2 separate regions of the Homo sapiens genome follow, and region 2 is linked to region 1. A link is an interaction called in ENCODE POLR2A ChIA-PET data of the cell type or tissue named here. Cell type or tissue: K562. All regions are shown on one strand. Links, peaks and the distances in the headings refer to the core of each region. The heading gives the core; the rest is flanking DNA.

Region 1 (4,391 bases), core at 92-4,091:
AACCCCATTTCTACTAATACAAAAATTAGCCGGGCATGGGGGCGCATGTGTGTAATCCCAGCTACTTGGGAGGCTGAGGCAGGAGAATCGCTTGATTTGGGTGGGATTGACTCTAAATCCATCCTTAAGGGTTGTACTAACTGGTTTTATCCAATCAGCATATCTCACCTCTCCGGCCCCAGGGATTGGCTCAGAAGTTGACAATTAACTCAGGTAGTGCCAGGGAGGGCCAGTGACCTCTGGGAACAAGCAGCTTCTTCCTTCTTCCTTGGAGGCTACTGGAAGAGACCTCTGTCTTCCTCTGGGTAATGTAGTGAGAGCTATTTTGTAACCATGTGGACAGAACCTAGAGCTGCCTGCCTGTGGGTGAGTTGGGACACCAAGGATTAAGGCAGAGCCAAGAACAGAAAGAAGCCAGACTTCTGACACCATCTGTGCTGCTGAATCAGGCATTCCCTGAGGCCAGACCTGCTTCTGGACTTTTCAGTCACGTGAGCCAAGATTATGTTGTTTAAACTAGCTTGTGTTGAGTTTTCTGTTACTTGTAGCCAAAGGCATCCTAACTGATACGGCTGTGGAGGAAGAAAACAGAACATGAAGTCAGCATGCAAGAGGCTTATTTTTTTTTAAATATATATTTTATTTTTCTTGAGACGGAGTCTCGCTGTCACCCAGGCTGGAGTGCAGTGGTGTGATTTCCGCTCACTGCAACCGCCGCCTCCCAGGTTCAAGTGATTCTCCTGCCTCAGCCTCTTGAGCAGCTGGGATTACAGGCACGTGCCACCATGCCTGGCTAATTTTTGTAGTTTTAGTAGAGACGGGGTTGCACCATGTTGGTCAGGATGGTCTCGATCTCTTGACCTTGTGATCCACCCGCCCGGTCTCCCAAAGTGCTGGGATTACAGGTGTGAGCCACCGCGCCCGACTGACATTTTTACTTTTTTTTATTTTTATTTTATTTTATTTTTTTTTGAGATGGAGTTTCGCTTTTGTCGCCCAGGCTGGAGTGCAATGGCACAATCTCAGCTCACCGCAACCTCTGCCTCCCGGGTTCAAACGATTCTCCTGCCTCAGCCTCTGAGTAGCTGGGATTACAGGCATGCACCACCACGCCCGGTTAATTTTGTATTTTTATTAGAGACGGGGTTTCTCCATGTTGGTCAGGCTGGTCTCGAACTCCCGACCTCAGGTGATCCGCCTGCCTTGGCCTCCCAAAGTGCTGGGATTACAGGCATAAACCACCTTGCCCGGCCCACATTTTTTCTTTTTATATGAAAGAGATATGTTAAAAAGGAGCCAGGGCACCTGTAATCCCAGCTACTCAGGAGGCTGAGGCAGGAGAATCGCTTGAACCTGGGAGGCGAAGGTTGCAGTGAGCTGGGATCCTGCCACTGCACTCCAGCCTGGGCAACAGAGTGAGACTCTGTCTCAAAAAAAAAAAAAAAAAAAAAAAAAGGAGCCAGCTGAGAGAGACTGAAGGCACAGAAAATAAGAGCAATAACAATAATCAATAGAGTGATGCTTCTGAGAAACAGAAGTAACAAAACATAGGACATAGAAGGAGCTTTAGACAGAAGGGAATGCTCATCCATGCCTGCAACAAAGTAGGCGCTTAATAAATATTTGTAAATTGAGTAGATCAATGATTTGGGACCTTCTGAAAACTCCTCTATATTGATAGAGGAATTTATCACTGATTTATAGAAGGCTACTTTCTTCTGCATTTTGCATCTTGCCAAGTCATTCTCTGAGGTCACCCTAGCTTAGGCTTTTGAAATACCTTGTTATCACATGCATGCAGACTTTTTCAGGAAATGTAGAGACAGAAAAGAATCTCTGATCCTGAACTCTTTACATGATTTTTAGGCTTCTCTCTCTGTGTCCAGTGTTTTTCAAAATGAGTCCCTCTCATAACTTACAAGGAAATCACTCTAGGCATCTGTTAAAAATGCAGATTCTGGCCGGGCGCGGTGGCTCACCCCTGTAATCCCAGCACTTTGGGAGACCAAGGCAGGTGGTTCACGAGGTCAAGAGATTGAGACCATCCTGGCCAACACGGTGAAACCCTGTCTCTACTAAAAATACAAAAAAATTAGCCGGGCATGGTGGTGGGTGCCTGTAGTCCCAGCTACTCGGGAGGCTGAGGCAGGAGAGTGGCGTGAACCCAGCGGGGCAGAGCTTGCAGTGAGCGGAGATTGCGCCACTGCATTCCAGCCTGGGCGACAGAGCAAGACTCCTTCTCAAAAATAAATAAATAAATAATAATAATAATAATTTTAGCTGAGGTAGGAGGATAGCTTGAGCCCAGGAGTTCAAATCTAGCCTGGGTGACAGAGCAGAACCCCATTTCTAAAAATATAATAATAATACAAATTAATTAACACAAAAATACAAATAACTTTAAAGATATAAGATTGTTCCTATGGTAACATCCCTTTCACTCCTTGGTATTGTGATATGCTTTTCTGAAAGCTGTTTTTGAGTACAGTGTACACTTCAGGATATGTGTATATCCAATAAAAGACAGCCTCTGTTACATGTGCTGAGGTAGGAACAAAAGGTTATGAACTACAGAGCTATCCTGAGAGAGGCCAGAGAGAGGGCTGACCTTACAGCATCTTAAAATTAGTTCCCAGCTCAGCACAGTGGTTCATGCCTGCCCAACACTTTGGGAGGCCAAGGTGGGAGGATCACTTAAGCTCAGGAGTTTGGGATCAGCCTGGGCAACATATGGAGACCTCATCTCTACAAAAATAAAGAAAAATTAGCCAGGTGTGGTGGTGCATTTCTCTGGTCCCAGCTACTTGGGAGGCTGAGTTGGGAGATCGCTGGGGCCTGGGAGGTTGAGGCTGCAGTGAGCTGTGATTGTGCCACTGCATTGCAGCCTGAGTGACAGAGTGAGACTCAGTCTCAAAACAAAACAAAACTTTGAGATGATGGACACTTGCATAGGAAAAAAAAATTAGTTCTCACTTACCAGGAGGAAACAATTAAATACAAAGAAGCCAAGGATTCCCATTTAATATATACTCACCATGTGTATTTTAGTCATGGAACTCAGGCCTCTGGTGGTAGACATTACCTCATGGATATACAAAGCATTTTCTGACACTCCCTGGTGCCACCTTGGCGTGGCACTCAAACCAGTCTAACGCTGCAGGGAGAAACCACATTATAGGATAACACATGTTGCATGATCCTGTTTTGGGGTGTGTTTACATGTATTCCCTAAGAGGTCTGGAACAATACATACTAAACTAGTCATAGGAGTTTTTCCTGGAGAATGAGATTGGGAGAGAAGAGGGATGAGGGTGAGGACCTCCTTTTTATTTTATATACTTCTGGATTTGGATTTCTTATTTTGTATTCTAAAAAATAAATTTGGCTGGGCATGTTGGCTCATGTCTTTAATCCCAGCACTTTGGAATTCCAAGGCAAGAGGATCACTTAAGCCCAGGAGCTCAAGACCAATGTAGGCACCATGGTGAGACCTTGTCTCTACAGAAATATTTAAAAATTAGCCGGGCATGGTGGAGTGCCTGTTGTCCCAGCTGCTCTGTGAGCCATGATCCTGTCACTGTATTCCAGCCCGGGCAATGGAACAAGACTCTGTTTCAAACAAAACAAAACAAAAACCATAATAGTACATTATTTAAAAAAAAAAAAAAGTACATTATTTAAATCCAGGCACAGGGGCTCACGTCTGTAATCCAAACACTTTGGGATGTTGAGGTGGGAGGACTGCTTGAGCCACGAGTTCGAGACCAGCCTGGGCAACACAGGGAGACCCTGTCTCTGCAAAAAAAATACAAAAATTAGCTGAGTGTGGTGGTGCGCTGTAGTCTCAGCTACTCGGGAGGCTGAGGTGGGAGGACTGCTTGAGCCTAGGAGGTTGAGGCTGCAGTGAGCCATGACGGTGCCATTGTACTCCAGTCTGGGGGACAGAGCAAGACCCTGTCTTTAAAAAATAAAAATAAATACAATTGGCCAGGCATGGTGGCTCACGCCTGTAATCCCAGCACTTTGGGAGGCTGAGGCGGGTGGATCACCTGAGGTCAGGAGTTTAAGACCAGCCTGACCAACATGGAGAAATCCCATCTCTACTAAAAATACAAAATTAGCGGGGTGTAGTGGCACATGCCTGTCATCCCAGCTACTCGGGAGGCCGAGGCAGGAGAATTTCTTGAACCTGGGAGGCAGAGGTTGTGGTGAGCCGAGATCGTGCCATTGCACTCCAGCCTGGGCAACAAGAGCAAAACTGCCTCAAAAAATAAAAAATAAAAAATAAATAAATAAATAAAAATAAATACAATAAATAAAGAGACTTTCAATACCTACAGTAAGAGGTCAAGGAAAGCTGAGCCTGAGGATAATCATCAGAGTAGCCGGAG
Region 2 (4,391 bases), core at 72-4,071, 65 kb before region 1:
GAAACTGTTTTGCGCCAAGTAATCTGTTGAATAACATGTTTTTACACAGATACAAAGGCTGAGTACTAGTTGCCAAGTACTACGAGAGATGGCATGATTTAAGTAGAGAGGGAACTGGATTTGAAATCAGAAACACCTTGGTCAAGTACCAGCTCTCATTTATTTCTCTGCAACATTAGAAAACTCAAACTCCTCTTCTTTAAAATGGAAATAATATCTGTTCTGCTGAACTGAGTGTTGTGAGCATCACATGAAGTAGGGATTGTGAAAGTGACTTGTAAGCTATAAAACACTGCTGATGGCTGATGGGAGTTGTCATGGCCGCTTCAGACCCACAGCAAAGATTTTTGATAAGGCATGACTCCTAAACGGATGAATGAGTGCCCCATTAGAGCCAAGATTCTTTTATTCTTTTTGTTGTTGTAGTTGTTGAGACAGAATCTTGCTGTCATCCAGGCTGGAGTGCAGTGGTGTGTTCTCAGCTCACTGCAACCTCCATCTCCTGGGGTCAAGCAATTCTCCTGCCTCAGCCTCCTGAGTAGCTGGGATTACAGGCATGCACCACCACACCCAGCTAATTTTGTATTTTTAGTAGACACAGGGTTTCTCCATGTTGGTCAGGCTGGTCTCAAACTCCCGACCTCGGGTGATCCCACCACCTCGGCCTCCCAAAGTGCTGGGATTACAGGGGTGAGCCACCATGCCCGGCCCATTTTCTTGTATTTTTAGTAGAGATGGGGTTTCACCATGTTGGCCAGGCTGGTCTCAAACTCCTGACCTCAGTTGATCTACCTGCCTCAGCCTCCCAAAGTGCTGGGATTACAGGTGTGAGCCACCGCACCTGGCGTCAAATTTATTTTTGATTCCAGGCTTTAATTAACTGAAAATAGACAAGAACTATTTTTGAATTCTAGCTTTAAAAGTTTCTATATCAATTTCTTTTTTATGGTTAAGGGTACATGATTGTAGTGCCATTTGAAATTAAAATTATAGGCCAGGCGCAGTGGCTCACACCTGTAATCCCAGCACTTTGGTAAGCCGAGGTGGGTGGATCACTTGAGGTCAGGAGTTTGAGACCAGCCTGGCCAACATGGTGAAACCCCATCTCTACTAAAATACAAAAATTAGCTGGGCATGGTGGTGTACACCTGCAGTCCCAGTTACTCAGGAGGCTGAGGCAGGAGAATCACTTGAATCCGTGAGGCAGATGTAGTGAGCAGAGATCAAACCATTGCACTCCACCCTGGGAGACAGAATGAGACTCCATCTCAAAAAAAAAAAAAAAAAAAGAAACAACAACTAAAAATTGTCTCTTTATATTCCAGCAACATGTGTAACTCAAAGGTACTGCTTCTAGGTTGGTGCAAATGTAATTGTGGTTTTTGCCATTACTTTAAAAAATGACAAAAACCAGGCCAGGCGCGGTGGCTCACACCTGTAATCCCAGCACTTTGGGAGGCTGAGGCGGGTGGATTATGAGGTCAAGAGATCAAGACCATCCTGGCTAACACGGTGAAACCCTGTCTCTACTAAAAATACAAAAAACTAACCAGGCGTGGTGGTGGGCGCCTGTTGTCCCAGCTACTAGGGAAGCTGAGGCAGGAGAATGGAGTGAACCCAGGAGGCGGAGCTTGCAGTGAGCCGAGATCATGCCACTGCACTCCAGCCTGGGCGACAAAGCGAGACTCCGTCTCAAAAAAAAATGACAAAAACCAGGCTGGGCACAGTGGCTCACGTCTGTAATACCAGCACTTCGGAAGGCCAAGGCGGGTGGATCACCTGAGGTCAGGAGTTCAAGACCAGCCTGGCTAACATGGCAAAACACCGTCTCTACTAAAAATACAAAAATTAGCCGAGCATGGATGCACACAGCTGTACTCCCAGCTACTCAAGAGGATGAGGCAGGAGAATTATTTGAACCTGGGATTCAGATGTCGCAGTGAGCCAAGATTACGCCGCTGCATTCCAGCCTAGGCAACAGAATGAGACTCCGTCTCCGAAAAAAAGAAAAAAAAACCACCGCACTTATTTTTGCACCAACCTAATACATGGAAACAATTTCTCTTACTTTTTTTTGAGACAGGGTCTCACTCTAACCCAGGCTGGAGTGCAGTGGTACAATCAGGGCTCACTGCAGCCTGGACCCCCCAGGCTCAAGTGATCCTCTTGCCTCACTCCCCTGAGTAGCTGGGACTACAGCCTTGTATCACCATTCCTGGCTATTTTTTGTATTTTTAGTAGAGACGGGGTTTCACAATATTGCCCGGGCTGGTCTCAAACTCCTGGGCTCAAGTAGTTTGCCTACCTCTGCCTCCCAAAGTGCTGGGATTACAGACGCTCTGCCAGTTTCTCCTCTTTTACTTTCTTCTCCGTGACTATCAGGGAGTTGGAAAGTGGGATCCACATTTTTCTATTCTCATGTAAAAACCCCTGCTCCTTTTTTAGCTCATCTTGAAAAGGCCAAAGATAAAGGGAAAAAAAATCTCTTCTCCTTTGAAATTTATGATCACCTATTTTTTTCTTTCTTTTTTTTTTTTCTGAGTTTCACTCTTGCTGCCCAGGCTGGAGTGCAATGACACGATCTCGGCTCACCGCAACCTCCACCTCCTGAGTTAAAGCGATTCTCCTGCCTCAGCCTCCTGAGTAGCTGGGATTACAGGCATGCGCCACCACACCCGGATAATTGTGTATTTTTAGTAGAGACGGGGTTTCACATGTTTGTCAGGCTGGTCTCAAACTCCCAACCTCAGGTGATCCTCCCACCTCGGCCTCCCAAAGTGCTGGGATTCCAGGGGTGAGCCACCGCATATGCTTACCTATTTTAATCTCCCATCTGCTGAGCTCCTAGTTACTCTCTAGTGTTCTCTGTCTCATTGTCATCATTTCCTCATGTCTTCATCTTATTTTGGACAAGTTCAAAGGTCCATCTGGATGTCTCTTCTTACTACTGTGGCCTCCTTGTCCCTTAATGCTAGTGATCTTTGTTTTTGCTCTTTATCAACCGTCTACTTCTCTGGGCATATCCTAGACCTTACAACACTTGGAACTATTCCACTTCTGTAATATTTTACCTCTGGTTAAGGCCTTTTATTCTTTTTTTTTTTGAGATGGAGTCTTGCCCTGAGTAACTGGGATTACAGATGCACACCACCATGCCCAGCTAATTTTTGTGTTTTTAGTAGAGTGGAGGTTTTACCATGTTGGCCAGACTGGTCTTGAACTCCTGACCTCAAGTGATGTGCCCACCTTGGCCTCCCAAAGTCCTGGGATTATAGGCGTGAGCCACCACACCCAGCCAGTCCTTCTATTCTTTAAGCTTTATTCTTTCATTCCCAACAGATATATTTTATATTTTTTTATATATTTTTTCTTAATTATTTATTTTTGAGATGGGGTCTCACTCTATCACCCAGGCTGGAGTGCAGTGGCATAATCATGGCTTGCTTTTGGCTTGACCTCAAGCAGTCCTCCCACTTCAGCCTCATAAGTAGCTGGAACTGCAGGCACACTCACTACACCTTGTTACTTTTTAAGAAATTTTTTTTGTAGAGACTGGGGTCTCATTATGTTGCCTAGGCTGGGGAACTTTTTAAAAATACGGATGGCTGGGTGCGGTGGCTCAGGCCTGTAATCCCAGCACTTTGGGAGGCCGAGGTGGGTGGATCACGAGGTCAAGAGATCAAAACCATCCTGGCCAAAATGGTGAAACCCCATCTTTACTAAAAATACAAAAATTAGCCGGGTGTGGTGGCACGCACCTGTAGTCCCAGCTACTCGGGAGGCTGAGGCAGGAGAATCGCTTGAACTCAGGAGCCAGAAGTTGCAATGAGCCAAGATTGTGCTATTGCACTCCATCCTGGGCAACAGAGCCAGACCCCGTCTCAAAAATAAATAAATAAATAAATAAATAAATAAATAAATAAATAAATAAATAAATACTGATGTATGGCCAGGCACAGTGGCTCACGCCTGTAATCCCACCACTTTGGGAGGTCAAGGTGGGTGGATCAGCTGAGGTCAGGAGTTCGAGACCAGCCTGGCCAAAATGGTGAAATCCCGTCTCTACTAAAATACAAAAATTAGCTGGGCATGGTGGCATGTACCTGTAATCCCAGCTAGTCATAAGGCTGAGGCAGGAGAATTGCTTGAGCCTGGGAGGCGGAGATTGCAGTGAGCCGAGATTATAGCACTGCACTCCAGCCTGGGCAACAGAACTAGACTCTGTCTCAAAACAAAAAAAATACTGATGATAGGCCTCACTAAACCTCAAGCCAAATAAATAGACTATCAAGGGATGGCCTGTGGCCATAATAGTGAAATTGACTGACTACTAATAGTGAAATAGACATCTGGTAGACTGCCTGTAATCAGTCTACCAGATGTCTCCTACC

Evidence for each region. ChIA-PET counts read pairs that join two places held together with the same protein. Peaks named below come from ENCODE experiments on the same cell type or tissue, not always from the same donor. Only the 100,000 strongest peaks of a DNase experiment are listed, where the experiment ranks them.
Region 2: POLR2A ChIA-PET joins it to region 1 with 5 read pairs; 18 of 35 experiments call an interaction of 5 or more read pairs at or near these places.

Annotation. Positions count from the first base shown.
Region 1 is chr15:41,408,091-41,412,481 of GRCh38, forward strand. No RefSeq gene overlaps it. Among named protein-coding and RNA genes, the nearest start is that of RTF1, 6.8 kb to the right of the region's middle. In K562, for the core only: no CTCF peak of the experiment used is centred there; a DNase peak (open chromatin) is centred at 1,771.
Region 2 is chr15:41,342,944-41,347,334 of GRCh38, forward strand. All of the region lies in intron 2 of NUSAP1 (nucleolar and spindle associated protein 1), which reads left to right. Among named protein-coding and RNA genes, the nearest start is that of NUSAP1, 12 kb to the left of the region's middle. In K562, for the core only: no CTCF peak of the experiment used is centred there; no DNase peak of the experiment used is centred there.